Regions from separate parts of the Mus musculus genome. Here all the other regions are linked to region 1. Evidence: chromatin loops called from intact Hi-C (ENCODE). Cell type or tissue: left cerebral cortex. All regions are shown on one strand. Links, peaks and the distances in the headings refer to the core of each region. The heading gives the core; the rest is flanking DNA.

The links. A loop is a pair of places that touch in the nucleus more often than their neighbours do. Peaks named below come from ENCODE experiments on the same cell type or tissue, not always from the same donor. Only the 100,000 strongest peaks of a DNase experiment are listed, where the experiment ranks them.
Region 2: it touches region 1 in a loop (9-fold over the local background); 3 of 42 quality-filtered maps call a loop at or near these places.
Region 3: it touches region 1 in a loop (8-fold over the local background); 5 of 42 quality-filtered maps call a loop at or near these places.
Region 4: it touches region 1 in a loop (10-fold over the local background); 3 of 42 quality-filtered maps call a loop at or near these places.
Region 5: it touches region 1 in a loop (8-fold over the local background); 4 of 42 quality-filtered maps call a loop at or near these places.

What each region holds. Positions count from the first base shown.
Region 1 is chr7:82,919,524-82,925,894 of GRCm38, forward strand. No RefSeq gene overlaps it. Among named protein-coding and RNA genes, the nearest start is that of Gm45992, 23 kb to the right of the region's middle. In left cerebral cortex, for the core only: no CTCF peak of the experiment used is centred there; DNase peaks (open chromatin) are centred at 3,881 and 4,397; H3K27ac peaks cover 2,513 bases.
Region 2 is chr7:82,989,766-82,996,136 of GRCm38, forward strand. Gm22934 (a small nucleolar RNA gene) reads left to right here and starts at 5,070; the gene lies at 5,070-5,201. In left cerebral cortex, for the core only: no CTCF peak of the experiment used is centred there; DNase peaks (open chromatin) are centred at 3,579 and 4,885.
Region 3 is chr7:82,863,366-82,869,736 of GRCm38, forward strand. It overlaps Mex3b (mex3 RNA binding family member B), which reads left to right and starts at 3,968. Exons shown (of 2, transcript NM_175366.3): 1 at 3,968-4,562; 2 at 5,391-6,371. The coding sequence starts at 4,286. It overlaps Gm36584 (a long non-coding RNA gene), which reads right to left and starts at 3,931. Exons shown (of 5, transcript XR_003946820.1): 1 at 2,177-3,931; 2 at 238-494. In left cerebral cortex, for the core only: CTCF peaks have their summits at 2,757 (motif pointing right) and 3,396; DNase peaks (open chromatin) are centred at 1,167, 1,495, 1,877, 2,854 and 4 more places; H3K4me3 peaks cover 3,878 bases; H3K27ac peaks cover 3,537 bases.
Region 4 is chr7:83,052,737-83,059,107 of GRCm38, forward strand. No RefSeq gene overlaps it. Among named protein-coding and RNA genes, the nearest start is that of Gm36817, 19 kb to the left of the region's middle. In left cerebral cortex, for the core only: no CTCF peak of the experiment used is centred there; DNase peaks (open chromatin) are centred at 3,580 and 3,896; H3K27ac peaks cover 934 bases.
Region 5 is chr7:83,012,742-83,019,112 of GRCm38, forward strand. No RefSeq gene overlaps it. Among named protein-coding and RNA genes, the nearest start is that of Gm22934, 21 kb to the left of the region's middle. In left cerebral cortex, for the core only: a CTCF peak has its summit at 3,163; DNase peaks (open chromatin) are centred at 1,101, 2,230, 2,492, 3,166 and 1 more place; H3K27ac peaks cover 2,634 bases.

The DNA.
Region 1 (6,371 bases), core at 976-5,975:
TGATTAGGAAAGGAGTGTAGTATGGGTGTTGGCAGCAGAACTTGTGGCAGACAATGGGCTCTTATGAGGGAAGATGCAGCAAATGGTTTCTCAGTAAGGCTTGCTTTCTGAGTCACAACTTCATGTTTTCCAGGTCAGCTGTGCCCCTTGTCTATCTGAACTTAACAATAGTGACATGAAAGCTCATTCTACTCCCCGTATAGTCCAAGAGCTGAGCTGAGCTGAGCTGCTGAAACATACTGCAATCCACACTCTGGAGCAGGGGTCCTCAACTCTTCTAATGCTGTGACCCTTTAAAACAGCTTCTCATGTTGTGGTGACCCCCAACCATAAGATTACTTTGTTGCTATGTCATAACTGTAATTTTATTACTGTTATGAATTGTAATGTAAATATCTGATATTCAGAATATCTTATGCATGATCTCCTGTGGGGGTCACAACCCACAGGTTGAGAACCACAGCTCTAGACCTTTCCTTATCCATCTCATACTGGGCTTGTCTTCTCTTGCCCAATGATTATACTTTTTACCATTTACTGTCAGGAAACCAGTGGGATTTGTATATATTTCTTCCATGAGTATTCTATTCATGGACAAAAACGTACCTTTTCCCTACCACATACATGGCACTGGTTAATGGACACAGTTGGGATCCACCACGACCCTGGGTTTCTGAAGTTTCTATCCATGGCAACCTGTGAGGGGTAATCTTGGTTGTTAAGTTGACTACATCAGGACTCAACTAAAACCCACGCATCTGGGCACGCCTGTGAGGGATTTTTCATAATCGGATTATTTGAGGTAGAAAGACCCTTCCTAAATCTGGTGGCAGCCCACATCAAAGAACAAGGAAGAAAGACACTTTTGCTTTTTGCCTGTTTATCCTCATTCTCTCTAGCAAGTTTGTCTATCCTGAAGCTGAGACACTCATTCCTTTGCTGGTATTAGAACCTACTTCTTTGTTATTCCAACATAGACTGAAGAGTAGCTGAAACATCTAGACTCAGGGATTGAACAACTACAGGGTTCTTGGTCTTTCTGTAAGGATATAGCCATGGTTGGACCCCTTGGACGATAGTTTTGAGTCACTCTAGTGAGTCCTCCTTTATGACACACAGTTCTCTTAGTTCTGTCCAGTAGAGAAGCCTGACTAATATACAAACTTATGGGTGCAGCAGACTCCTGACTAATCCATGGCCTATGTGTGCACTGAGGGAAACCATCTTACCATGAAAAATTTAACCCCGAGGCTCTGGCAGCTCCAAGTTTCACATAGAATTCCTAATGAAAACAGGCAATTGGCCGGCTGTGGTGGTGCATGCCGGTAGAATTTGCTGAAGGAGGCAGAGGCAGGAGGATCACGAGTTTGAGGTCAGCCTAGGCTACACATTTTTTTTTTTCATCCTCTGCTCCTCACCCTTTCCTCATCACACTTTTGGGGCTGGAGAGATGACTCAGTGGTTAAGAGCACTGACTGCTCTTCCAGAGGTCCTGAGTTCAAATCCCAACAACCACACGGTGGGTGGCTCACAACTATCTGTAATTGGATCTGATACCCTCTTCTGGTGTGTCGCAGGACAGCTACACTCTACTTACATATAATGAATAAATGGATCTTAAAAAAAAAGAAAATAGGCAAATTGGATGAATGACTTTAATATACAATTAAGGCTTAAAATTTCAATTCTGTCTGCAAACAGCCACATTGACCATTACTGGAGATGATTTGAATAAAAAGTTTTTCATGGTATGGGCCAGAACTTTTCATGTTTTAGCCAAAATATTTTAGTATATTTGTCAATCAGAAAATCCCCAAGAGAGACACTTTTATTTTATCTAAACACTTATATCCACATTACATTATAGCTTTGTTTCCTAAAGAAAAAAAAATCTGTTCACCACCTGCTCAAGAGGTGTACAACCTGGATTCTCAACGCTGTTGCTAAATAATGCACTAGGACTGCTCAGCATTTCCAGGGCCTCTCTGGGGACCATGGTCCCTTCAGTCATAAATCTGTTTTATTCCAAACAGATTATGCGGAATGTTTGCTTCCAGTGACAATTAACAGTTGGTTCACTTCGTTTATCCCTTCATACCAAACGGCGATGATCTTGAGGTAGATCCAGTCTCAGTGTGAAACTGAAGCACGAAGCACACCTGTTTTTGTGTATGTCTTACGAGAAGACAATTTGTAGACTAAAGGTTCTATTAGGAAAGTGGTGTGAGAGCTAAAGATTTGCTAACGGAGGTTTACAAATGCCACATTAAAGCTGCTAGAGTGTTCTGAGGATGCCTCAAGGAGGAGGCGGGGAATCGGAAGCTCATCAGTGTAAGGAAATGAACCCCGACAGGGGGACGAGCATAAGGACATATTTTACTCTACAGTGCACTGCTCTTCTAGGGAAAGGAATGTAGAATGAGCTCAGTACAATTCCTGTTGTTAGGAGTTGGTTGGGTAGGGATGGGGTGCTCAGCAGAGTCAGGGAAGTAAGAAAACAAGAAGCAGGAAGTGGGGTTAGAGCAGGTCCACAGGAAACCATGGCTGTTAACTGGCATTTATGGGAGTTGGGTTCCTTTCCTTTCACAGAGCCTGTGGGTCAGGGCTCTGTCTTCAAGATGATGTTTGCTACAAACAGTAAATTCTTGGAGCTGATGGGAGCTCTCCCAGGTGAGCACTTGAGGTCCTCAGAAGATGAGTCCTTGCGATGGTGGGAAGGGTTTGTATTTGCTGAAGTCTGCACAGGCCGGAAGGCATTTGGGAGGAATATGACTGGAATTCACAGTGACAAATCTGGTGACAGATTGGGTTCTGTCAGTCATAACTGGGTGGAGCAAAGCTAGGGATCTATAGTCATAATCAGGAGATGGGGACACATGGCCCTGAGACTGTCCCTCTGGTCTTTTCTTACTTCTCCAGCAGAGCAGGGCATCTCCACAAGCCTCAGTTTACCTTTCCTTATTTTAGTTCCTGGTCACTTCTGATGAGAAAAACAGGACAGTAAAATGGTGTAACTTAGGGTAAATTCGTTGTTCTTTCCTACAGGATGTTCCAAAATTAGAACTGGTAGAGATGAGATTTATATCTCAGGTGTAGATACTTTGATTCGGATTAAACTGCATCTGAATGAGTAATTCTAGTTCTCTGGTGACATTTCAGAGGAAGGTCCCCAAATTCTTTCTCCTGCCCATACTCACAGAGTGGGCTACTGTACCTTGTCAGTGACTGAGTCACAGGTACGTACTGGCCACCACCTTCCTCCTCCAAATCCCACCCACACCCCCATTTTGCCTTGGATGGAGGAGACATCTTAATGTACCTCATAATCAGTGTAGAACCCAGTGTACTATCCTGCACATAGTGGGTGCTTCATTTCTTATTTGCAAAACTAGTTACAAGGAACTCAAAAGTCTTTCCATTTGAGAAATGTTTATACACTGGAAATTATTCCTCAGGGACAATATTTCTCATTACTACAAGCAGATATTTGAACAAAACTATCTTAATGTAAAAGTGGATATTTTTGAGAATAAAAAAAGTGAACCATGGACAATAAATGGCAAATTGTTGAGTTTCGTCGGTGAAAGGCTTCCTTTTATTCTGATGTTCTTGGTTCGTAGGAGGGGGTGCTGTGAGGTTGTTGCTACTTGGCTGTTTTTGATGCCTGAATGTAACTGAAAATTAGTTCACTGTTCTCATGGATTTATCTGTCCAATTACTTCTCTCTAAAAACCTCTAAAATGTAGACATTCAACAGAATCCATAGACTGCTTACTCCATAAAAATACAGTTCAGGGTTTGATTCTTTGCATTCATTCACATGGCTCTTAAGAACCCTCTGTGACTGCAGTTCCAGGAGATCCAACAGTCTCTTCCGGCCTCTGTAGGCACCAGGCCCACATGTGGTGCTCAGAGATACATGCTGCACACACACACACACACACACACACAGAGTCTTAAAGTACCTCCAGCTACTCTGTAATACTGTATTAGGGTAGAAATGGATTATTCTCAGTTTTTATCTGTAGTATGTCTTTAGGATGATTTGAGATATAAATTTGACATAAGTAAAAATAGATTTTGATTTTTTCAGTCCATTTATTAGAACGACTTCCGTCCATGTTGATGACGGAGACACTTTAATGGAAACCAGGTTGGCAGATGTGTTCCACATGCTCGGCATATGTGGACAGTGAGCATGCTTTTCCGATGTGATTTGAGGCTGTGGTACCAGACTTCAGAGAACAATGCATCACTCATCGCCATCGCCCTTCCCACTGAGCAGCATCTCTGGAGCTTTTCCTTGGGCTCAGGCTGTCTTGGCTGCTTCAGAATTTTGGTGAGCAGATTGAGCGATAATTTTAGGCTTCTAAAATCAGTCTGTGTCCCCTCAGTCACATGATGTCATAAGCAGCTGGTGTTGCCTTGGCAACTTTACAGAATAAAAGTGCTGCTTTTGGTAAAACTTTTGAGTCATGTGACCTAGCTCTGTCGCTGGGGGAGGCGACATAAAATTATTACTTACATACTTCTCCACCAAAACAAACCCAGATCTGCAGAAGAGAGAAACAAACCGGAACTCCAAGTCCTATGTGAATTAATTACCAGCCTGCCATCTTCTGAAAGCCAAGTTTGTTTAACTTTGTAATTTCAACATGTCCTGCTATCTGCATTAGCTTCAGACTTGTTTTCTTTGCCTCCAGGCATCTCATGATCTGAGAAAATGCTTCTATATCTGAGAAGTCAGTGAGGCCTGGGATGGAGTGAGAAATCCAGTCTGCTGCTCGGTTCTCCCTGGTTCTCTGTGGGTCCTCGCTGCAGAGCTGACTATTGCCTCTAGTTTGCTGTATGTTTTGAGAGGGTCTGGCCTATCTTCTGGCTAGAAAAGAATTTTTTTTATTGGGTATTTATTTCATTTATATTTCCAATGCTATCCCAAAAGTACCCCACATGCTCCCCCACCCACTCCCCCACCCACTCACTCCCACTTCTTGGCCCTGGCGTTCCCCTGTACTGAGGCAGATAAAGTTTGCATGACCAATGGGCCTTTCTTTCCACTGATGGCTGACTAGGCCATCTTCTGACTCATATGCAGCTAGAGACACGAGTTCCGGGGGGTACTGGTTAGTTCATATTGTTGTTCCACCTATAGGATTGCAGATCCCTTCAGCTCCTTGGGTACTTTCTCTAGCTCCTCCACTGGGGGCCTTGTGATCCATCCAATAGCTGACTGTGAGCATCCACTTCTGTGTTTGCCAGACCCTGGCATAGTCTCACAAGAGACAGCCATATCTGGGTCCTTTCAGCAATCTTACCGAAGCGGGTTGGGAAGTAGTCACAAGACCACTTACCCAACTGACAGAGCTCTCAGCAGTGAAGCTATAACAATAAATACAAAGGGAGAATAAGCTGTCCTTAGGCTGTAACCAAGAGAATCAAACGAACACTGGTGAACTCACAGATGATGGAATGAGTAAACTAAATGGAAAAGATTAGACAAATTTCCAGTAATTCCAAATAGTTTTGGTGCGTGCTTCACCTTTGAGGAGGTGGACCACAGCTTCCCATCAAACACCTATGAGCTATAGGGGTTACTGCCCCCCAGAGACTAGGGTATGGATACAGGAGGCAAAGCAAGAAAAGGAAGCTGACAAAGGTTATTGTGGACACTGTTGTGCCACCTTGCTAGACATCAGAACCCGATAAAATGGGACAAAAAAATTGCCACCATTTCTATGACTTTACTCAAAACTCTCTCACTACAGTGTAATAATGAGCATTTTGCAGAAATCCAAATTAAAAGCTATTCTGCAAAAATAGTCATTGTGTGACTTTTCTTGGGGAGATGCGAACAAACAGCTTACTCATGCTAGATAAAGACTGACCATGGAAAGACAACTGGTCCCAAGTGTAAGTTGGTGGGTTACTGGCTTGTTTGTAGGAAAGTGGCTGAAGGGTTCCTTAAAGAGGTACAGCAACTCAAAGGCAGCTAAGCCACCCAGAGCCCCCCTCAGCATGGGTGAGGACTCAGCTGCGTCCACGGAGCTTCCCACACAGCTTGAAGGCAGTTCCACCGAAGACTCTGCTGTCTCTCAGAAATTGCCTACTGATAGTAGCATTTGGAAGGAGGAAGTCCTGTAAGTTTCATGAGTTTCCTGAGTCTGGAAACCTCCATACTTCACTCAGGGAATATTTCACTTTAGAGGAAAAGACAGAAACAGCTGGTGACAAATCCTAAGAGAGAGGTTAGGGTTGTGGGTATAGGTGACTGATGTTTCTCAAATTGTTGGAACCATTAAAACCAAACCAAACCAAACAAAAATCAACGAAGAAAAACCCCAAAAGGCTGACATCATAAAGGGCTTATTTAC
Region 2 (6,371 bases), core at 716-5,715, 70 kb after region 1:
TACTGAATCAAACTGAAAAAGGCTCTCAAAATAGAAGACAAAAGCATGAGAAGATGAGAAGGAGTTCAGTATAGTGTTAAGGCAACATTAGGCAGCAGAGAAAGAAAAAAGAGCAACAATGACAAAAATCCAGTTGTCAGAAGTCAAAGCAGTGTCAAGTGTAATTGATATCAGATGAGAGAAGGCACTGTCCACTGGTGGTATGCTACTTTAATAGATATGTATTCATACATAAATCTCCGCCCATACAAATACCCCAATCTGTATCTCTATCTGTGTAATTAAATGTTGCCTGTAGTTACCCAAGCAGGAGGCAAATTCTATAGATGTTTATTTTATTTAGCGTAAGCTTGACACTACACCTCTTCAGTTCAATGCTTTGATGGGATCAGGGTGACCATAAACCACTTTTTTGAAAGATAAATCTTTTTGTCATGTCCAATCTTGTTTTAAAAATAATTTTATTACATCTGTTTATCTGCCAATCTATCTATCTATCTATCTATCTATCTATCTATCTATCTATCTATCTATCTACCTATCGTTTATCAGTCTATCTATCTATGATATATCTATTTGTCACCTATCTTTGTCTATAGGCATGCATGTGTGAGCAAGCAGGTACTATGCCACAGTGTGCATGTGGAGGTCAGAGAACAACTTTTAGGAATGGTTCTTTCCTTCTATCATGTGAGACCTAGGGACTGAATTCAGGTTGTCAGCCTTCTCAGCAGGCTCCTTTCCCTGGGGAGCTATCTAATCTCATAGCAGCAAAAGGCTTATCGGTGAACCTTTGCTCTTTTCTTATCTGCTTTGGGAGATGGACAGATAAAACAAAAGAGCCCAAAGGATATAAAGATAACATCGGCAATAACAACAACAATAACAACAGCAACAGTAAAACCTTTGGAACTCTCTCTCAGAAACATTATCCAATAAAACAATTAAGTTGTCTAAGAAATGAATTAGAAGAGACAGAAGTAGGGTTGTAGTACTGCTCAAGAAAAGACTGGGAATATTAAGTAGTTAAATATAATTATTTCCATATGCTCTTAAAACAAAGTGCATCTAACATGACAGTGTACAATGGACACTTCTGTTAAACTAGAGTTTTGACTATGCTGAGTCATACTGACAAGAGACAAAACAGTGAAGGCAGGAGCAGAGGTGCAGGAACTAAGTATGTCCCCTGACCACAGGCCTGCTCTAGACATTTTAGCTTTGAGTTTTGATGTTTCAGAATCCTGTTTTCAAACTTTAATGATAAAACTAACACATAAGACTTTTTGAAGGCTAGAGAGATAGCTCAGTGGTTAAGAGCACTGGCTGCCCTTCCAGAGGTTCTGAGTTCAATTCCCAGCAACCACATGGTGGCTCACAACCATCTGTAATAGAATTTGATGCCCTCTTCTGGTGTGCATGAAAACAGAACACTTGTACACATTAAATAAATAAATAAATAAATCCTTTTTTTTTAAAATAGACTTTTTGAGGCTTACATTTAAAATTCAAGAATGTTCATAGGCATAAAGTTCAAAGTCAGCCAATGGTCATATCATTACAGAAAATAACATCAGCAACATGGTATGAAGTCTAAGAAAACAGGAAAAATGTCTCCTGGGACTTCACACCATGAAACAGGCATCAGTAAATTCACAGTATTCATGACAGTGAACACAAATAAGTCATGTTACTTAAATAAAAATAATTAACTTTACTTTGGGGTTAAAAAGTCCAGTAAATACATTCTCAGTATAGATTGTTTCTAAAAGGCACATCATCTAAAACATAGAGAAAAGAAGTAATAACCGTTTTTAAAAGGTATAGAATAAATAAAACCAAATAAAATAAGAAAAACCAAAATATTGGGTTAACATCCAAACAAATCATTTAAAAATTACAAATAAAACACTTTTGTAGTGATGTGCAATTAAAATTAAAGGCATAAACATGAAATTTGATATAGGTATATTTTAATTCAATTTGATAATCATTACAATTACAGTGTGGACTGGAAAAAATATTTATTCAATAAATAACATGTCAACTCTAATGTTATTCTCTTGACAATAAAAGATTATTACATAATGACCTCAAGAAGAGTAGATTATAATCTGGAAAAGAAGAACTTTAGCTCAATAGCCCTACATCTTAGAAAGATTAACCAGCCCAAACTAAGAATACAAAGAATTTGGGTAATAACATTATGGATTTCAATCAAATAAACTAAGTTGAAATTGTATCTTGCAATCTTGAATCAAATTGAGAAAGACTTCCACAATTCAGAAGAGAAGAACCAAACAAGATTGAAAAACTGAAGCTCTCTTTCCATCTATGTCAAAACTGGCATTTAAGAAAGGACACAGGGGTCTGTGTGGTGGTTTTATTTATTAAATATACAGGAAAGAGAACAAAGAAATATATGGGAACTTTCCTTTTTTATTTACTAAGATCCTTAGCAATAGAATTGATGTACTCTCTCTCTAATACTACCAGTCTATTTCCACAGTAGAACAACCACTTTGCATATATGAGGCCTGGATTCTACACCCAGACTGCAAAAATAGTCATCCAAGTTGAGTTATGAAAATAAGCAAGTCTTGGTCATACTCTGGCAAATTGAGACCAGCCTTCTTGAAGCTGGGTTAAATTCATAACCAGGTTTAGAACATTCCAGGAATGCAATAGTGACTTATTATTAGAAACATCTCATGACATGTCCTTGGATCAAAAGAAAATATTCTTGGTAGTAAAAATGGCATTTCTTAAAATTTAAATTCAATTACTGATAAATAATAATGAACCAAGAATGGGAAATCTGTCTTGACACCATCAAGCTTTTCTCTTGGTTTCTGTTTCCAGTTAGATTCTAGCTGTTGCTGCCATCCAGTGCCAGGCCTCTGAGTGCTAATAATCTCATGTGAACTTAGTAGGACCATAAAGCAGAATTAGTGGAGCACACACATCTGAGCTTCTGATGAGAATAATATCAGAACAGAATAATAACGGAACAGAATAACACAGGTCTGAATTATTAAGGAAAACAGATATGCCTTTGATAGACTCATTACACCTGTGAGTATCAAGCAAGAAGATAGCAGATTCACGGGGCTGGCCATGTCCACAGAGATGAGGGAAAGATGGAAAACCTGCTCTTTGAGGACCCTTTGAGTGGTGATGGTTGAGTTCTGTTGACTGACATCAATTAAAAGAATATTTTCCCACAAGACCCTGAAGAATTCCAGACTACTCTAGAGACATCTATGGGAATGAATAGAGAAAAACAAACAAACAAAAACAAAAACAAAAACAAAAAACCCCAAACAAACAAAACTTGGATTTACCAAGTTTCAGCTAGGTTGCTTTACCCAGGTAGCTTTCTGTTTTCCTATGCATGTGGCCACTATTCTTGGGATATAACTAAGTATTCTCACACACCACTCCATAAGTATGCAAAAAGAATTTTTCAATAAACATTGTTGGGTGATACGTCACACATACAAAAATACATAAGACATATGTGAGCAGCTTGGTGAATCATAAAATGTACACCCACGGACCCTCCCTCCAGCTGAGGCAGATATTTCCAGCACTCCACCGTGCTGAGCTCTGGTGTAAAATATATCAAGTTTTTACCCCACCCATCCCCATGGAGTAATCCATGATCCCACGTTCATGTTTATTATCCATTTCTGGCTTATCTTTATGTTTCAATGCCTCTGTATAACCCACAAAATAAAACAGTTCTATTTCACCCGTTTTAGAGCTTGCTGACTGGATACATTCTGTATGTGGTTGTGAGACCACGAGACTTCCAGGCGTCCATCAACACGGGGGCAATAGACCAAGAGCTCAGGAGCCAAACTCTGAAATGAATAGATGTTTGTACCACACGCTGTTCGCTGGCACTGACTGGCGGAGGTGAGAACATGAAGGCTGATGTGTTTCTTAGGCAAATCTTCTGTGGACACACCTCGGGGCAAGGGTCACCTTTCCTAGAATGTACTGTAACCTATCCTGATTCGGCCTGAGCTTTCCTGTCTCTGTTCCAGCTGTCAGCCCACATGCAAACTGAGGCTCTTCTAGAGTTTGTCCAGTTCTGCTACCATCTCCCACAAAGCTATTTTCTCTAAATAAAATTCCTAAACACTTAATTGCACCTTGATGGATGCTTCTCAGAAGACTTGAAAACTATACCCTCCAACACTTTTGACTTTTGTCTCAAACTACATTTCATGTAGTGTGTGTGTGTGCGCGCGCTCCAGTCATAGGGCACATGTGGAGGTCAGAGGGCCACTCCCTGAAATCAGATCTCTGCTTCCACTCCGTGCGTCCCTAGGATGAAACTCGGGTTGTCAGGCTCTCAGGCAGAGCCTTGACCCGCTGAACCACCTCAGTGACCCATGGGTGCCATATTTCTTACAGTAATGGTTTCCCTTTGGCATTCTGCTGATGCTGATGTGTGAATCTATTCATTTTCTCCACTGTGTAATTTCAGTTGTTTTTATGTCAAATTCTACTTCTGTCTTTGTCTGTTGGCAGGTAAATTGATTGTTTCTTTTTCTTTTAAACTTCATAGTTTAACCAGAGACTTGAAAACAATGTTCCGTGAGCCAGATCTGCCTGCTTGCTGTGTGAAAACTATGAGAAAAGTACTTAAGGAAGGATTGATTTATTCTGGCTCACAGTTTAAGGATCCAGTCCAACAACCATTGCAGGGAAGGCATGGAGGCAGGGGCATGAGACAGCCAGTCATATCACATCATCAGTCAGGTAACTGCAACAGATAAATGCTGACTCGAGCTGGCTCCCTGATCCTCTGGTACTCACTAAAGGATTTCAGCCCAAGAAACGACACTCGTTCAGAGTGAGCTGTACCTCTTCAGTTAAACCTGTTGGGAAACACCCTTACAAACTTGCCAGAGGTGTGTCTCCTAGGAAATTCTCAGTCCATCCAAGCCAGCAGTGCAGATGAGTTGCCTACAACATAAGAGCAATGATATGTGAATGTGAAATTCAAATGTCATGGTTCATAACAAGTTTTGTTGTGTAGAAGATGTTGCTGGATGTCTGTCCCTAGAGGTGTTGCGGGTGTGGCTGCTGTGTTACATGTGTGTCAGTAGGTGGCAGAGAGGAGAGAGGTTATTTCTATGCTTAGTTCTCTAATCTGTGAACATCTGAATGATAAGTAGTCTAACAACCCCTGAAAAAAACTGAGCCTGAGATAACCACCAGTCCAGTTCCATTCAGGCCCAGACAGGCTCTCAGAATGCGGAGTGAGCTGGAGACTAGAAACCCACCTGGGACTGAGGGACCTTTGTGGGAGTTAGCCTTAGACAGATGACCCCTGCATGGGACAACAAGGGCGGTCCAGATGAGGAGCAAGCCCAAGATAGCCACCAGTTCAACACCATGGGACCTGGACAGGAAGCTAGTCTGAGATGACCAGCAGTGTCACTCAGGTCTGGGGGAGGGGGCAGACCATACCTGAGATGACTCCTCTCTGGCTCCATAATGCACAGATGGGACATAGCACTCCTGACACCACTCCTGAGATGACCCCAGATACTCAGAGACCCCTGGCAGCACTAAGAGGAACAAATATGTGGTAGAGAGATGAGAGAGTAAGAGAAGGATGCGAACACAACAAAGAGAGGCAGAACTGGAGACTTGAGGCAGTGAGGAACAGCCTGATGTGAGTAGCCGATGATGCCACCTGGGGTCACATTTGGGTCAGTGGCCCTGCAGCAGCAGGGGTCTGTTACCACCAAAGGTCAGGTGGACATCCCTGGTCTGGGATGCTGCCCAGGGACATGTTGAGGTCTGAGGGCTGGACAGAACTGGTTCCGCCCTTGCCTAAGCATCCTAGGAGATCTGACCCTGGGGTCCCAAGAGCAGGAGAGCTGGCCTTGACCCTAGCTAGCCGTAGTACTCTGGAGAGTGGCCCCACATATTACCCAGGATGCACAATAAAGCTAGAGCTGAGAGGTGAGCTGGCCCTGAGGGTATAAGCATGGGAGTGGTGGCCCTGCCTCTCACTAGCTGCAGCACTTGGGAGAGTGGGCCCTGTGTTTCACCTGGGCAGCACAGTAGAGCTGACCCTGGTGGCAGAAGCATGGGTGAGCCTACTCTGAGGACATGAGCATGGGAGAGCTGCCCTGTCACTTGTTTGCCATGTGGTGACATGAGTGAGGGAGAGATTCCTCTCTCTTGTCCCTTGCCACCTGTCTTAGTCAGGGTTTCTATTCCTGCACAAACATCATGACCAAGAAGCAAGTTGGGGAGGAAAGGGTTTATTTGGCTTACACTTCCATACTGCTGTTCATCACCAAGGAAGTCAGGACTGGAACTCAAGCAGGTCAGAAAGCAGG
Region 3 (6,371 bases), core at 525-5,524, 57 kb before region 1:
GTGATTACCAACATCGCTCAAAGTCATGTTGTTGTGGCTGGAGTCATTTGAACTGTTTCCTAGAGACTGAATTATTCATGTGTGTACTTAAGGAAATTATGCCTTCAGGGCTATTCTGCCTGGCTCCCTCATTCATCTAATAAGCAGGTATTGAGTTCCTAAGTAGATGCTACATGCTGTAAAGCTCTGATCTGTATAAATTCTTGCACCTCCTTCACTGAAGCACAGCACACTTACCTCGTCTGCGAGGTCCTGCCAGGACGCTGGGTGGATTACCCTTTGCACATTAGCCCCTCTGTGTAACTGGTTTCCATATGAACAATGGCTCGGGGAAGAGTCCTTTCCCTCACCATCTCAATCATTTTTGTACCAATGCTTTACTCGAGCTCAGGCACACGGATTGAAGTGAGCTAGCTTTCTTTCACGTGGAGATTTGAATTCCTCCTGCCATGTATTCAGTCTGCAAGATGTGTGCAAAACAGCTTTGCAGACCTCTGGAAAGGAAAACAGGCTGTGTTACTGTTTGCTTTCAGGAGATAACTTGAACCTTTCATAATTTATAGCAGCTGAAATGCTCCTTGACGGCCCATTTTCTGCACACTCTTCTCTTATAATAATAAACATAATATGGCTGCATGAAAAAGCCCTTGGGGGTATGGGGTCCTGTATCAGGAAAATAGTTAAGCTCTTGGGTCCAATAGGAGCCTGGAACAATCTAAACAAAACAAAACAAAACAAACAAACAAACAGAAACTATGGGATTAGGGTATGTATTTAAAACCAGAAGCAGGCCTTGCAAGTTGTATGGTGTCTTATAAGACATTAATTGAAAATGAAATTATTTCATTTTTTTATTATTAAATTATTTCTAGAAATTATTATTTCTAGAATTATTTCTAGAAATATATTCAAGGGTCTGAAAGCATTCCAGATGCTCCATTGCATGCAAGCAGAGAAGGGTGGTGGCTGGTAGGAAGGCACCAGCCAGCAGCTTGTCATCCACACATACATGAGTTCCCTTTGTCCTGGTCTCCGGTTAAGACAGCCCACCGGAAGATGGGTACTGGCCTTTTCATAGTCGGCACAGACACAAAAAGTCCAGCTGGAAATGGAGTCTGGCGTTGTCAGACATAATTTCTAGCACATCAATCATCGTGCAACGCTCTCAGGGATGTATTCAATACAGTGTCTTCAGAACACTGATTTTCACAGCTTTCACCAAACAGGCTCTTTGTCTGGACCTACCTGGACCTGTCTAGATGGTCATGAATTGCTAAGGTCAGAGTTTCCACCTTTCTTTCATGTGGGGCAAAATGTGTGATTTCATCCACCTTTCATAGTTATAAGCAGGTGCCGTTCCTGCTTTCATCCAGCAGGGAAGAGTGACATTAAACATGTCACCTTGGTGAAGCATTGCATTCACCTTCCTGCTAATGAGACAGGGTCCCCAGGGACTTCCTGAAGAGCCAAATCCTCCAAATTTTCAGGAGCAACTCATCTGAAATCTTATTACAAGCAGGTTCCAGGGGGAATAGAGTTATGGCAGGCTTGCAAAAAATCTATGGGCAAGCTCCCTGCAGCAAGTTTCCTGAGGGACCCTCCATCCCAGTTACACGTACACAATCAGTTTCGTGTTCGTTTTAAAGGAACAGCAGTGGACCCCAAAAGGAAGCTAACATGTTGTGCTTGCAAGGTGAAAACGGGCTTTTCAGAACTGCCTCTTTTGTTAACGTTTAAAAATCAGGATATCACGTTGTAACCCAGACTGGTCCAAAACTCACTATATAGCCCAGGCTGTCCTGGAATTGGTTGAAATCCCTGCCCTCCCTCACCCTCTCAGATGACAGGCAGGGGCCTCGCGGCCAGGCTCTCTTTTGCTTCTTGCCGTCATGAATGCTCTTTCATTACTCTTTCTAGGCAGGGCGCTTTTGCTCCAGTACCTAGTTTAGGGTCCTCAAGTGCACTCCTTCCTCATTCACAAACCAATTTGACTCCGAGTTCATAAGCAGGAATTCTCTACTGGTCAGCGAACTCTCTCTGCACCACCATTTTCTTACCCCCACCCCCACCCCGTCCACTCCCGCCCCTTATAGAACTGATTCTTTGAAGAAAAACACAGCCAGCTTGGGGAAGCTGACGTAAACATCCTGAGGAAATAGCCACAGTAAAGCCGCACCTCAGCCTCATTTCCCTAGGGAAATAATCAGCACCTCTGCCCCGAGACAGCTCCAGGTGAGTTTGGAGCTTGGGATCACCTTCGCACGCTTGGAAGTGCAGGCGCTGGCAGAACAGTCCGCTCCCAAGTGCACTGCCAACCATTGTCACTTTTAACCACCCAGGCATTGGGCAGGGGAGGTATTGTGGATAAAAGCCGAGGTGCGGGGTGATCCCTTTTTTCTGGGTCCCTCAGATCTGCCCCAGGTCCCCAGGGTCGCCCCCAGCGGGGAAGGGGTTCTCCAGTAAACCAGTCTGCGGTGTACACAAGTCGCCTCGGAATCACCAGGAGGCGTCTCTCCCGGCAGACCTTAACAGGATTAGGGAAAGCCTGGACTACTAGCCTGCAGGGCGCAGGGGCGCGGATAAACAGGCGGGCTCCGGGAACAAAGGACGGAGAAGCGGATGCGCTTTGAGCAGGGAAGGGGCGTCCTCCTCTCGCAGGAGGGAGATGCGCCGAGGCCCGAACCCCGCCCCGGCCCGCCCCTCAAAACCTCCTTTCTTTTCGCTTGCGCTCGGAGGCTATCGGTGGAGAAGCCAGGAGGGGGCGCAGTTCGCCTTGGCCGCCCGCTAGTCCTGTCGCACCCTTCCTCCGCCGCCTCCCCCAACCCGAGAAGCGCACAAAGAGCGCCAGGCCCGACCACACACCTCCCGGCGGGGCCGGGCTGGGCGGAGGGCGGGGCCGGCGCGCTCTGGGCTCCTCTCAGGCACTGCGCATGCCTGACCGCAGGGAGGGGCGGGCCTGGGAGCGGCGGGCGCGCACGCCCTCACTGTTCCCGGGCAGTGTAGGGCTGGCGTCCCGGCAGTGGGCGCGCGGCGCTCGTGCGCGTGTGGGAGCCCGCGGGGTCTCAGTCCGCGCGCCAGGCATGTGCGGGACCCTAGAGGTCACCTGCAGCGGTGCGGGTCGGGCCCTTTCTGCAACCGGTTTCTGGTTTTGGCATTCGTTCTTTCAGGGCCACTTGGGCAAAGTGCTACCCAAGGGGACGGAAATGTGAGCGCGCGCGCGAGTGGCAGTGTGGGCGGGCGTGTCTTTTGTGTGGCGTGCGCTCCCGCGCAGGTGGGCAGCTCGCGCCCAGCAGTCACAATACCAATGGGGCCCAGGATCTCGAGCCTTTGGTTCCGCGTCCCAGGGTTGGGCCGCCCTGTGGTACAGATACCTTGTACAGTATACCGTCCACCTAGTGGTCGCGTCGGCTCCAGGGATGCTTTATTTGGGGGCAGTAACGGGACTTTAGAAGGACCGCTCTTTGGAGCTTGGCGGCTGGCATCACAGTTGGGCGCCTTTTCTTCTCAACCTGGAGAGGAAAGAGACTTGAGGACAGTGGTTGTCCTCGGCTGATAGGTACATATAAATGTCCCGAGCCAGCCGGTCCCGCATTAGACAACAAAGAGAGGCGTTCGCGGCGGCGGCGGGGGAGGGGCGCGGCCGGGAGGAGGCCGGGGCGGGCTGCGGCGAGCTCGATGGGGGTGGCGCTGGCTCCGCTCTCTCAGCCCCGGCCTCCGCCCGCCCCCGGCCTGGCGCGCGCCAATCGCCTCCCCCAGCGATAGTGTCAGTAGCATTGTAGTGTCAGCTCCCGCCGGTGACGTTGCGCCTCCCTCGTCCCCCTCCGGAGCCGTCTGGCTGCAGAGGCTCAGTCAAGAGGCGGGTAGGAGAGGAGGAAAAAGCGCTGAGTGAGGGCGGGCGGGAGGGAGGGAGGGAGGGAGTGGAGGAGCCGGGGAGGGGCTCCTTAAAGAAACGCTGCTGTCGCTCGCCTGTTCGCTTTGCGCTCGGCATTGTGGCCAGCCAGCCGGGCACTCGGGGGGCACGCGCGGCCGCCGCTCGAGCTCTGCCCCCACCCCAACCGCCAGCAGATCTGGGGTGGGGACCCAGGCGGGGGCTCTTGCAGCCACTGCCCGGTGCGGATTGCACGCAGAGACCCACTCCTCCGAGCGCCGAAAAACGAGCCACGGAGCCCTCCGCAGCCGACCGGCCTCCCCGCCCCTGACTGCCGGCTTCCCGGCTGCCTTTGTGGCTGCACCTTCTAGCTGCCGAGCAGAGAGCCGGCTGGGGCGCGGCGCGCACGGCGGAGCGATGCCCAGCTCGCTGTTTGCAGACCTGGAGCGCAACGGCAGCGGCGGCGGCGGGGGAGGCGGCGGCGGGGGAGGCGGCGGTGGCAGCGGCGGGGGAGAGACTCTGGATGACCAAAGAGCCCTGCAGCTTGCGCTCGATCAGCTCTCCCTGTTGGGACTGGACAGTGATGAGGGCGCCTCTTTGTACGACAGCGAACCGCGCAAGAAGAGCGTGAACATGACCGAGTGCGTGCCGGTACCCAGTTCCGAACACGTCGCGGAGATCGTAGGGAGGCAAGGTGGGTCCGGCAGGGATGGGGACCGGAGGGGTGTGTAGGATCTCCGCCACCGCCTCACTGTGAGGGCGGGTGCAGGAACGGGAGCTGTGGCGCGGGGGAGCCTTGGGGAGGGAGGAAGAGCCGCGCGATGGGCCGGCGCACTAGACAAAGAAAGTGCAGGCAGGCTGTCTTCCACAGCGGCGCCAGTGCCGCGGCGGGATGCACTTTCTCCTGCTAAAATCACTGCCTTTTCCTCTAGTGCTCCAGACTTAGTCCACTCTAGGAAAGATGTTTAAAATATAATATACTGGGGGAGGGGACCTCTGGTGGTCCTTTGGGAGGGGGCAGTATGGGGGGGGGTCGTCCGAAGGGATGAGGATTCGGGATTTCTGCAAAGCGGAATGGAATAGAGTCCAGGGAAGGAACAATGGGTCCCAGGACTGCCATTCTCTTAACCCCACCCCTAGTCCTCCAGAGTCTAGGGATCGCGGCTTCCCGGGAGCCCCTGGTCTTCAAGGCAATCAGTGTGCTCAGTTGGATACCAGCAGCATCCCCCTAGATGACTTTTCTGGGGTTCTGCGCTTTGCTTGGGACGACTGCAGTTACCGGGGGAGGGCCAGGCAGCCAATGGGCTATTTATTCCTCGAGCGTTTCGAGGACAGAACCGGCGGTCCAGCTCCTAGCGCGGTTCGGGGTCAGCGAGGGAGACGCCCCCTTTCTCTGGTCGCGTGTTCTGCTGCCCAGCTGCCTTGGGCGCGGGCTGTCCCGGGTCTCCGCGGTTATCCTGGGATAATGGGCGTGTCTCTTTCTCTATTTCTCCTACTCCCTCCCTTGAACCCTGGCTTCCAGGTTGTAAAATCAAAGCTTTGAGGGCGAAGACCAACACTTACATCAAGACCCCAGTTCGCGGGGAGGAGCCTGTCTTTGTTGTGACGGGCAGGAAGGAGGATGTGGCTATGGCTCGGAGGGAGATCATCTCTGCCGCAGAGCACTTCTCCATGATCCGAGCCTCTCGTAACAAGAACACGGCTCTCAACGGAGCTGTGCCCGGACCGCCCAACCTGCCGGGACAGACCACTATCCAAGTGAGGGTGCCATACCGCGTGGTAGGGCTCGTGGTGGGTCCAAAGGGCGCCACGATCAAGCGCATTCAACAGCAGACACATACATATATTGTGACACCCAGCCGAGACAAGGAGCCAGTTTTCGAGGTGACTGGCATGCCAGAGAACGTGGATCGCGCTAGAGAGGAGATCGAAGCTCACATCGCGCTGCGCACCGGTGGCATCATCGAGCTGACAGACGAGAACGACTTCCATGCCAATGGCACAGACGTGGGCTTTGATCTGCATCACGGGTCCGGCGGGTCCGGGCCGGGCAGCCTCTGGAGCAAGCCCACCCCAAGCATCACTCCTACACCTGGCCGCAAGCCCTTCTCCAGCTATCGCAACGACAGCTCCAGCTCGCTTGGCAGCGCATCCACAGACTCTTACTTCGGTGGTGGGACCAGCGGCAGCGCAGCTGCTACTTCACGCCTGGCGGACTATAGCCCTCCCAGCCCTGCACTCAGCTTTGCTCACAATGGGAACAACAACAATAACGGCAATGGTTACACCTACACAGCGGGGGAAGCCTCAGTACCTTCCCCAGATGGGGGTCCTGAGCTGCAGCCTACTTTCGACCCAGCTCCCGCCCCACCACCTGGGACACCCCTTCTCTGGGCCCAGTTCGAGCGCTCTCCAGGAGGTGGATCTGCAGCACCAGTATCCTCTTCCTGCTCTTCTTCGGCATCCTCATCTGCCTCGTCGTCCTCTGTGGTCTTTCCCGGGG
Region 4 (6,371 bases), core at 736-5,735, 130 kb after region 1:
GCGTGTGCATGTGTGCACATGTGCATGTGTGTGTGCTTGTGCATGCCTATGTGGTGTATATGAGTGTGTGGGTACATATGTGTTGTGTATATGAATGTGTGTGCCTGTGCATGGCCATCTGGTATATATGAGTGTGTGTACATGTATGTGTGCTACATATGAATGTGTGTGCACATGTCTGTGGTACATGTAGTGTGTGTGTGTGTTGTATGGAACTCAGTAATTTGGCTAGTCTTGCTGGGCAGGGAGACCCTGAAGTGCTCTTTCCTCCCCTTCCTTTGCACTGTCATTATAGGCACCAGTGGCTATGCCTGGGTGTTTTTTACATTCATGCTGGGAATTCAAACTTAAACCTTCATGCTTGCATGGCAAGCATTTTACAAAGTGATACAACTCCTCAGCTCCCTTCCTATGAAATATTAAATCTTATAATTTATTAAAAAACAATGATTGAAGTCAGTTTGAAAGTGAAAGTACTCTGGTTTTCAACCTTTTTTTCTTACAGAAATCTTGCTCAATAATTACTACTCACAGGGTGGCAAGATGTGCTCATGTGTGCAATAGTGGCAGACCTTTTATTGGGACAACCAATTGCTTTCTGGTCTGTTTGAGCTTAAGGACCTCTCCACAGAAGGAAACACTTGCCTGGTATTATAAGTGATAAGAGCCAGTAGCTGTGTTGCTCAGAGGTCCCAAAGGTAAGCCTACCACTACTTTGCTAGAGAGACATAATGTTATTTGAGTGGAGGAAAATAAGGGAAAGCTCTCAGATCACATTGAAAGTGGTTTGCCACAATCTAACTTACTGAATATAACAAGCTCTTGGAAGAATGTGTTTGTCCATTTCTTCAGTGTTTTGCTGAGTTGCTAAGTATTGTTGCCTTACAAGGTCACTAAAATAAATGTTTAATCATATGACCCTCCAAACAACAACAACAACAACAACAACAACAACAACAACAAGAAGTTTCTTTGTGTAGAAGACTACAGTTGATGCAGGAGTCTCACAACTGGCTTATCAGAGAATAAGTATCTGTGGATTGTTTGACTACAAGTGGGACAGTTATATCACACCTTCTCCCAAGTCTTAGAGTTGTTGTAGAAGAGGGGAACTTCAGAATGATTGTAAGAGCCAGAGGTTAGGAAGAGCCAGAGTGAAAAAAGTGCTTTTTGGACACATAGCAAGATGTTGAGTTCCTTGACTCTCCCAGCTGAGATGCTGTTGATGGCTTCTTGTCAAAGGGAGACATAGTTTCCTTTAAGAGTATGTTCCCTGGTTGACCTTGCTCCAGTAGATGGCTTTGCACTCATGAGTTTATAGATAGCCCAAACTGAACTAGGAGGGTTATTAAAAACTAACAGAGACTATAAAGTTGGGAGGATGAGAGAAGCAGGTGAATCTCAGAGGAGTTAGGAAGAGTGGAGAGTGAGTAAGATTAAAATATGTTGTATGGATATATAAAATTATCAAAGCATTCTTTAAAATATTATATCTAAAAATAATTATTAGTTACCACTCAACTCTAAGTCATCATTCATTTTCTTCTTGCCTATTTTCACAATCAGAGGCCACACAGGCTTCTACCACAAAGTCTGCAGAGCTGGATCAGAAGATGTTTAGAGAACCTAAGGCTATGTACTAGGTAGATGGCTCAGTGGATAAAGTGTTGGGCACACGAGCTTGAGGAGCTGAGTTCAAATCCCCAGAACCCCCATAAAGCATGGAGTGGTGGTGTCTATCTGTAATTCTAGCAATCCTATGAGAGATAAGATGAGACAGGAAAACCCTTGATAGGTTGAAGGCCTGCTTCCTGGTACCTGCAATAATGAACAACAAAGAGACCCTGCCTCAAACAGGGTAAAAGGCAAAGGATGGCCCCCAGTGCTTTCCTCTGACCTCCGTGTTCATGTAGTAGCATATGTGTACATTGGTGTGCAAGCTCACACATACACACCATGTACCACAAACACACAAAGACAGAAAGATAGCCACACACACACACACACACACACACACACACACACACACACACACACACACTCACTCACTCACTCACATATCTAAAGCTAAGGTTCAATAAATCAAAATAAAATAACATTTTGTAAGTTGCTCCTTAGGGGGCACCATTAGTTAGTTATCCCCAGAACCAGGTCTTTGCCTTGCCTTCCCTGAGCTGCCCAAAGCTATGATATTTTCTTAGATTAGATGGCCCATAACCTAGTGCTGGCTACTTAGATGCATTGTGCTGGCATTTTATTTCTGTTACTCAGGCTGTTTTCCATTTGTTTCAAGAATATACTGACATAACTGTTTACTGAAGTGTTAAAAAATCATTTTCTTAAGCTCTTTTCAGACTTTGAGAGCATCTCTTGCATCCCAGTATTTGAATATAATGATCCCTTTTCACATTCATTTTTGATATATTCTTGGTTCTGGATAGGCATGTGGTTTTCGTTTGAATCCTGGATATTTTCATATGATAAGAACCCAGAAGACCTTGGTATGTTTGTTAGTCTGTCTGTTTGTTTGCTTGTTTGTTAGTTATTGTTTTGTTTTATTATTATTATTTTTAAAGCCCTGCTGTGTTAGAAAAGGTTGATGGGTGAATGCGCTCTCCTGCAGCCTGGGGAAGGTAGGCATCCTTGTTCAGAGGATGACCCTCACGACACCAGCAAAGAGCTTCTGGTCCCTCCTATGAAAAGGTGGAGTTCCTCCCTGTGATGTCTTTATTCATGTGTATGGATTAAGATCAGCAGCAACTGGCAGGGGTGGAGGTTAAGACTCCCTGTGTAGCCCAGTGTGATGCCATTCTGAGATGTGTTAGTGAGTGAGTGAGTGTGTGTGTGTGTGTGTGTGTGTGTGTGTGTGTGTGCAAGGGATGGCACTGAATCCTGATATGTGTTAGTGAGTGTGTGTGCAAGAGGGCACTGAATCCTGAGATGTGTAAGTAAGTGTGTGTGCAAGGGGTACCAGTGTGACACCATTCTGAGATGTGTAAGTGAGTGTGTGTGCACGGGGTGGCACTTGATCCTGAGATGTGTAAGTGAGTGTGTGTGTGTGTGTGCAAGGGATGGCACTGAACCCTGAGATGTGTTAGTGAGTGTGTGTGCAAGGGGTATCAGTGTGATACCATTCTGAGATGTGTAAGTGAGTGTGTGTGCAAGGGGTATCAGTGTGATACCATTCTGAGATGTGTAAGTGAGTGTGTGTACAAGGGGTGTCACTGAATCCTGAGATGTGTAGTGAGTATGTATGTGTGTGTGTGTGTGTGTGTGTGCACGGGGTGGCACTGAATCTTGAGATGTGTAGTGAGTGTGTGTGTGTGTGTGTGTGTGTGTGTGTGTGTGTAAGGGTTGTCATTGAATCCTGAGGATCCATAAGTAGGCTCTCCACTCAGCCTTTGCTGATATGAGTTGGGAAGGGACTTTGCTCCTTTGGTGATATTAGGTGAAGTAGAGCTGAGACTGTCTCTGGGATTTCGAGAGGACTGACTTAAGTGGGTGCTTTCTGCCCACACTTGGCATTTCTCCTGCCAACTCTTTCAGCTTCATATCTATGGCCCATGTGATCAAAAGAAAACCCACAGTCCCTAGCTTCTCTCTCTGTCCTTCATGTTTCAGGGTCCTCCAGTATCTGCTTCAATGCAATATATGGGTTTTTCAGTACCAATTAGGAGCAGGGAACGGTCTGCTTGACTCTAGCACAGTACTGATCGTGTTAGAGTCCAGGAGCTGGCTCATGAGGCTGTGACTTGGGTTTGTTTTAAAGATAGAAGCTCTTGAGTCTTAACACTTCTCTCCTCATTCTTCCTGCTCAAAATATAAACCTAATGCTTAGAATGGACTGACTCTCCATCTTTCGACTTTGAGGCTGAAGTACACATGCGGCAGATGGTGGAGGTGGAAGAAAAAGGGGTCTGAATAGCTGTCTTCAGAGTATCCTGCCAAGTCTTCTAGAGGATTTAAAAATATCTATGCACACATGCTATCGCTTACAGCCTGGCCCGAGCCTGTGGGGAGACAGATCACTTGTCACGTGACTAGATGAGGCAGCAAGCAGGGCTAATACAAGTAATTCATGTCTCATGCTTCTTCCCTGCCCCCTTTCCTGAAGCATCTTCAGTGTGTCTGAGATAGCACGTCTCAACCCGTTGGTGACGGCCATCGGCAGGCAAACACACATTTCTGACGGTCTTAGGAACTGAGTCACTGCTCAGCCGCAAAATTACAGTTATGAAGTAGCAAAGAAAATAATTTTATGGTTGGGGGTTCACCACAACCTGGGGGACCGTATTAAAGGGTCACAGCATTAGGAAGGTTGAGGACCACTGGTTAGAGGGCAATAGCATGGGGGCATTCTCAAGAAACACTCATTCAAAAGACAGGAAGCCATCGCCAGTGAGTGGTCTGGAGACGGGTGCGGACAGACTTCTTGTCACTCTCAATGACATTTCAACGCAGGTCTAACGAGTAAAAACTGCACAGAACTCTCCATAAATTACAAAAACAAAAAACCCAAACCAGTTTATGCAATATATGTATACTTGCACTGAATCCTCACCACAACCTTTTGAGTTTATTATGGCTTCCTCTCTTACAGAGAAAAATTTGTCTCCTGGAACTACATCAAGTTGTCCAAAGTCTCTCACTCCCAATGATGGAGAGGCCGAGAATCAGAGTTTGACCTTGTTGATCCTGAAAGCCGTGTTCCTCATCCGGCTGTGGTGTCTTCACATTCCACCCATATAATGCAGTCTCCTCTTGTGGACTGAAATTCTGGCCTCCTGTATTCTAGATTATGCTCTCTGCTGCCCCAGGCCCAGCCTTGGTTTTGAGAAAAGGCAAAAATGTTAGCGTCCTAAACACAAGTCACAGCCTTAAAAACAATGCTCACGGTTGAGTGCTAATTGCAATCTAGGCTGTGGTTGGTAGAACCTTCTCTGTAGAGGGCCAGAGAGAAGGAATGTGGGGCTGTGCAGGCTGTAAAGTTTCTTCTGCAAGTCCTTATGTCTTATTTTTTTTACCCCAACCTTAAACAAATGCAAAACTCAGGGTCTTTGAGATGACTCAGCTGGTTAAGCTGCTGGCCACCAAACCTCATGTTCTGAGTTTGAGTCCCTAGGACCTACATACTAGAAGAACAGAGTCAGCTCCTGAAAGTTGTCCTCTGACGGCCACACATACACTGTGGTGCACATGCCCATGTGTTTATGAGCTCATGTTCGCATGCATACACACACATATGCAAAGTGTAAAAAAATATTAAAAATATGTGAAAAAAATCTTAGTTCACAGGCCATATGAGAACAGACTGACAGATGAATTTGTCAGTGAAACTGTGGACCACTGAATGGTCAAGAGCACTGGCTGTCTTTGTGGGACAAGTGTTCCATAGAGGCCTCTGGTCTGTTGTAGAGCAAGCCTCTGTAACTCCTACCTGCGTGAAAGTAGACAGTGTCCAATTCAGGGAGGTGAAGGGACTGTTCTTGAGAAGAGTGCTTCTGAGCTAGCTTACACCAAGGTCAGACTGGCTGCCACTCCATGATCTCCTATGCCTCCCTCCTATAGGCAGGGCAGAACTCCACTGTGTATTATTCTCATATTCTAGTAAGCTAAGGGCTCACTGCTTTTCTGAATGTAGACACAGCTGTATCCCATCAGGATACATATGTCAGGTGGGTATAGGCCAAAGGATCAGTTATTTCTAGAAGGTCACTGTCTTTTCAGTGGTGGTGTTGGGTGAAAGACTGTATGGGTGACTGTCCCTTGTACAGCTGCCTGCTTGTGTCCTCTACTAGCTGATTAGCTGGGTAACTCCCTTCAATCCTCTTGGTTTCCAGTTCCTCGCCAGATCCTGCAGTGACTACAGATCTGTCTGTAACCATCTTCTACTGTGGCTTTTAGCTCTTCATTTGTGGTCACGTCAAGCTTATGCTTTCCTGATTGACGTTCACATTCATTGATCAGACATCCATGTTCCACCCATAAGGATGGCTGAAAGCCTTAGTTCATAATTATTTTTACCTAATGATTAAAACCATTTGGTTTTTGCGTTATTGAGATCATGTCTGGAAAAAAAAAACCCAGGGTAAACAATTGAGAAAATATTCAGCCAGTTTAATAGCCTCTTCCTTGATACTCTGCTGCCTAGATACCACTATTTTCTATTTTTCCTTGCAATATAGCAATTTGCGCTAACATTTGTGCACAAATATGAGATTTTCATAAAAGCCAAATTGGGACTTTCCATTTCTATTGACCCAATGACATTAGCATTGTTGTAAGATGGCAGGAGAATCTTCTTAGAAATCGTATCAGGGATAGGCACTGAGTCAGGTCTTGAAGCTTTTGATATTCCAGGCCCTCACTGA
Region 5 (6,371 bases), core at 588-5,587, 93 kb after region 1:
TTGTATAAAAACCCATATAGCATGGCTGAGTTTCCCCCTCCTAGCCGTTCTTGGAATCTTTTTCACTATCAGGAATTTCTTTGATTTGCTCCCAAATTCCCACCTGTCTTTGATTTTCTTTTCTGGAGCTTGTTTTTAACTTTGCTTATCTGTGTTCATCATGTCTTTAACCATCACAGATATAAACAAGGCAAGTTACTTGAGAGCCACTGTCTCTGCTTGGCTTTTGGTGATCATTGACCGCTCAGCACTTGAGTCTTCAAGTCAAGCACATCTGGATTGAGAAAGCACATCTCCACCCTTGTGTGGCTGGTGTCCTTCAGTTCCACCACTGCTCTTCTCAATCATTAATGTCACAATGTCATTTCTAGAATGCAAAATGACATCTTTAAACATAATGTGTCCCAAACCATAAATTAATAACTACTCTTAAAATGCACCGGTGTCTCAAGTTCTCTAGAATCATGAAGTGGGATTTCAAATCAAGGGCCCACTACCATTGGACTCTAGATTAATAATTGTTTAATGTTTTCATCTCTTCAACCATGTTGAAAAGGGGAAAAAAAACCACAGTTACAAATTACTGTGATACTAACTTTATAAAACCTCTTTACTTAAGTCTTTCTTAATCTATCAGTGAATTGCTCTCTGCTCTTTAGGCGTGACATAGAACTCCTTTGAGCAATCATTTTAGTTACATGGTTACACTGGCAGGGTTAGTGGTACTGAAGACCATAGTCTTTGCTTATTATGAGTAGTACAACTTCTCACTTTTGCCCTATATACTGATATACTGATTGTATTTTTTTTTTGGTCTTTTATTCTTTTAATACACAAACCCATCACCTCTGGACTCACGTACCGCTGCTGAGGAACCTGCTTATACCTCTACTGACGACCATGACTGTGGTTCTCTCTTGCTACCTCTGAGGTTTTCTCAGTCTCTTGACAACCTGACTACTGTATGTCCTAATGTAGGTTCTCTGAAGTCTTCCCTCTCCTGTTGGTTGAGCTCTTACACGCAGGTCCCTCATTACATCTGAGGCGTCTCCAGCCACTGTGTCTTTAAGCAATCTTTCTGTTCACTCTTCTTTGTTTTCTCTTTCTGAGACATCTACAAGGCTTCTGTTGCAGCTCCACCCTATCCTCGCTACGCCTCGCCCCATCTCTACCTTTCTCTCAGACTCACCCACTGCTCTCTTCCTCAGGTCTCCTGATTCTTCCTTGTGTTCGCTCAAGTTTTCCTTTGAATCACTCCAGCAAACTCTGTACTTCAGTTTTAGGATGTTCCATTTCCAGCTTTCTTTTTCTTTCTCTGTATGAATTACTTTCCTGACATCTTACAGGGCATCATTTAGGCTTTTGTGCATTTTAAAGACGCTTATTGAACGTGTTTTGTAGTCAGTAAGTCATTTAACCACTAGGCTTTCTTTGGAAAAGGTTGTTTTGTTTGTTTTTTTAAAAATGCATTTTGATTTTTTGGTTGTCATTATTGGGAAAAAAATGACTGTTTTGACTTAAGAATTTGGTAACTTCAGAAGTCAAATCCTTCCCCTAGTCCGGGAATGTTTTTAACTTGATTTGACTTTTACCATTAAAGACTCTCTCTGTGCTAATTGGTGAGCTTCATGTTGATCAGGTACTCAGATGTTTAGTGACTTCCTCTGTTCTCTTGTACTTGCTTTTTAATTATTTTAAGTTAGTATGAAAATAGTGGGTTCCATTAAAACACACACACACACACACACACACACACACACACACACACACACACACACACTTATTTAATCTGTATTTATATATGAAGGTGACCCTTTTTCTCTTCTTTCATGTTAGCCTCTTTTTTGGTCTTCCTTTTATGCCTTCCCCTCCCCTCTCACAGTTCCTTTCTGCTTTCATGTCCTTCCTTCCCCCACCCCCCTCCCTCTTCCTCCCTCTCCCTTCCTCTCCCTCTCCCTCTCCCTCTCCCTCTCCCTCTCCCTCTCCCTCTCCCTCTCCCTCTCCCTCTCCCTCTCCCTCTCCCTCTCCCTCTCCCTCTCCCTCTCCCTCTCCCTCTCCCTCTCCCTCTCCCTCTCCCTCTCCCTCTCCCTCTCCCTCTCCCTCTCTCTCTCTCTCTCTGTGTGGGTATGTGTGTGGTGTATAAATCCAGACTCCATATGTGGGAGACACCATATGAGGAACAATATCTTTCTGAATCTGGCTTGTTTTTATGAGTCTCAGTCTGGATGTCTGACATCTAAAGGGGAAAGATAAAGACAGGAAAAAGGAAACATTAAGTCCATCTTTCTGCAAGTGTGTGACATGGTCACTCACCTAAGCATCTTCACCTCCATGCTGTGAAACAGACATCAGTGCTCAGAGCACAAGGCTTGGAAGGCAGGTTCTCGATCACTTATCACTGCTTCTCAAGGCTGCATGGCAGCTGTTCCAGAGACATGTGGCCTGCAGCACTGGAGGGTGTGAAATGAGTGACCAAGAGCAGAGATGGATGGAGCCTAACTGCAGTTTGCTGGGTGTGCCTTCCTCTGGAAGATGCGCAGTCTTGACAGACTCCAGTTTTCTGTGGTCACAGCAGACAGGCTCTGCCAGTGAGCCTGTTCTCAGGGAGGAAAGGCAGGTTCCTGGCTCTTTCTTCCCACTGTCTTCCCAGAATCCAGAAGATGTATTCTGATGCATTTTGCATTAACTCTTGGATCCCCTGTGAAAGGCAACTGGGAGGGCGTTAGTGACCTGCCAGCCTGTGGATGAGCGAGCTCTCACAGCTCACAGTAGGATTCTCGGGGGGCTTTTGTTGTTTGCTTTTACCTTTTTATCCCCAACACAATTAGGGTGTCATTCTAGCTTCTTTGAAAGGCCTTTGACATTGGATAAATTCTTATTTGTAGCCACAGAAACAGGATGAGATGGACGGCGTCATGAATAATTTCAATGAATATTGCAAAAGCCCCCTTCTCTAAAAGCTGAAGTAGCTTCCAGCAGAATAGTGTGTTTTTGGACGTGTGGCTTCCTCTCTCTCCTCTGCAGTCATTATATTTAAAACCCAAATTTGAATTCTTTAAAAAGCCAATGTGCAAATTCCCTCAGATCACTTATGTATTTTTTTTTTTTCGAAAAAGGAATCGCTTCCTTCCTCCCTTGGCTATGAAAATTAACCAAGGCCCTGTGCAGGCCTTGGCTGCCACCAGCAGAGCTGCAACGGGAGAGCCCAGGTGCCTGGGGAGCCTCAGCCAGTGTGTGTGTGCCTCACGCTCAGTCAACATGGCTCATTAACAGCAGAGAGAAGATTGTGAGACTCAGGGTAGCTTTAAAAGCCTCATACCTTATAAAATCCAATTACTAGTTAGAGTGAATGGTGATGTTAAATATAGTTGTTCCACTATAAAAGGTATGAAAGCATCCCTTAATAGGAACTGAATGCAGCTTTCAAAAATGCATTTTGATTAGAAAACAACAATAACAACAACAACCCCCCAGAAAACAAAACAAAACAAAACAAAAACCCCACAAAAACCAAAAAAACCAAAAATATCAAGCAAATGAGACTAACTCCGCTAGTTTCTTCAGTCTGTTCAACTGTATTTCTATATATATATGTATAGCTATATCTGAAAGTGCATATTCACAAACACACCTATATGTATCGTTTATGTGGGTCAGAGAAGGGATATTTCGGATGGAGTTATAATCAATGTCTATGTCTAATTAGAGGAGAGGTACTACCTGGCCCCAGGTATGTAACATTTCATACTGATGTGAACACAGAGGTGTAACCTGGAGTTAGAAGCTCATAGGCTCTGTGTGGAGCTGTGGATAGGGTGGGGGTGGGGGACTGCATGGAGCAAAGGGCCTCAAATCCCCTTTAGGGATGGATGTCAGTCTATTTCCCAAGGCAACCTTCCTCAGTCCCTTCTTCCCAAGAGTAGCTGCTGCAGAGCTGGGCCCGTGTTGCTAAGTAGACTGCTTTTCTTGGGATGAACATCTTCCTGGAGATGTCATCTAATTTTAGGTTGCAGGGGATGAGAACGACGCAGCAGACTCTGGCAGGAAGCAGGTGTCAGATCTTCTCCTTCACACTCTACTTGGAGATGCAGCTAAGGAGGGCACTGGGAGGCTCTGTTGCTGACAGGAAAGGTTGAGAAAGACACAAATCTCCACATGGATGGAGCATGGATCCTAGCAGAGCCAGGACCCGGCTGCATCTGAGCAATTGGCAAAGTATTTCTGCCCAAATCCCACAGGTCAAGGGAGCCAGGGAATCACTCTGCAATGAATGTTGTGTGAGCATCTGCATACGAAGGTACAAGCAAGAGAAGATATGAGGGAGAAATGGCAGGGGACAGGGAAAGCTTCATTTATTTTTCAATTTCTCTTGGTAAATTTAAGCTTCTATTAGTATGAAGTGGACACTGCACTGGGTGATCGCAGAAGCTGTCTTCAATACAACTTTGTTACAAGATGGCAGTTAGGGCTGGAGGGATGGCTCAGCTGTTAAGATCACTAGATGCTTCTACAGAGGACCTGGGTTTAACTCTCAGAACCCATATGGTGGTTCAGAACCATCTGCAACTCCACTTCTAAGGTATCTGACACCTGCCTCAATCTGGACTCCCAGGGCACTGAACACATGTGCTGCACAGATACTAATGCAGGCCAAACACCCACATATACAAAATAAAATAATGATGAAGTAAAAACCATAAAACAAAGCCCAGTGCCCCCAGCTGTTGAGATAGTCCAATCACTGAAGTGATTGTCATACAAATATGAGGACCCAAATGAAGTTCCCAGAGTGCATACAAAAATGGGAACACTGGATGTGATGGCATGTGCTTACAATCCTGGCCCTGGAGGTGGAGACGGGCAGATTCAGGAGGCTCAGTAGCCAGACATCTTGACGTACTTGTTGAACTCCTTCCTGGTCAGTGAGAAACTCCTGACTCAAAAGCCAAAGAGAACAAAACCCAAGGTTAACATCCGATTTCCGTATGTAAGCCTACACATGCAACTACACCCATGCCCACACACCCCACACACAGAGGCACATAAACACAGACACTCACAGACACACAGACATACTTACACATAGACATACACACAGATACGTACACAAATAGACAGGGACACACTGACAGACATACACACAGACGTACACACAGACATACATACATACATACATACAGACAGACAGACACACACACATACTACTTTTTACTTTGAGGTGAGAGATTACCTATAGATTGTCAATAGTTTTAAAAATGCTCTCTTTCTTTGCCCTCATTCCCTTCCTCACATTCGGATGACCACCCAGACCCTCCTCCATCTTGACACTCATTCCTTCACTCTTATATTCTCTCCCAAACATTATTATTTGCCAAATAGCACAACTGGTAAAGCAATAAAAGAGAAACAAGCCATTTATTTCTCTTTTTTGTAAACTTATTTATCAAAAATACCTCTATCGATATTTTGATAGCCTAGAAAGATAACACAAGTTTATTAGAATAGATTTACAGTGATAAACAGGTGTGAAAAATAATGATTACTTATAATGTCATTGTCATGATTACTGTGATATCCTGGATTACTGTGATAGACCTGGAACCCAGTGGTCAAGTTCTCAGGCCCTGACTCCATATGAATGTACTCAGTGTCAGATGAAAGATGCCCACAGGTACCACGGCATCTCAGAGCAGCTGCATATCTCTTGTAGTGTAGGCATCTCATGTTCAAAGTGAAGAATGAACCTGGAGTCAGAGAGTTAATTTATCTCTGGGACTCTCATATTGTCATCTTGTATTCTTGCCATTTTGTCAATCAGAAACCATAATGCCAGCAGTGAGTGTGTCCTTGGAAAACCCTGAGCCTAACACTCCTTAAGCGGAATTTCTTGAAATTATTATTATTATTATTATTATTATTAATTAGGCATGAGTGTCATGGTGAATATGTGGAGGTCAGAGAATGTGCAATCAGTTCTCTCCTCCCACCTTTAAGTGAGTCAAGGGAATTGAACTCAGGTTGTCAGGCTTAGATTGTTGGACAGCAAGTGTCTTTAGCCACTAAGCCATCTTACCAGGCCCAGAGTGGACTTCTGACTTCTCTTCTAAGCATATTTTTTCATCATGGTTTTCTGTCGTACTTTATGCATCTACAAATCATCCAATTGCACAACCAAGAACCTAGCCATTGTTCCTCCTGCCTCTCTTTTCATTTCTATCCCCACAGTAGGGCAGGATCAGCTTCTCTTCCTGATCATCTCAGTAGTTCCTACACCACTCTCCCTCTCCATGACAATACTGTTTATCACCAGTAAAGGATCTTTATAAAGGCTTGTAGGTAGCCTACCCAGTATACCCCAGATGAACTCTCAG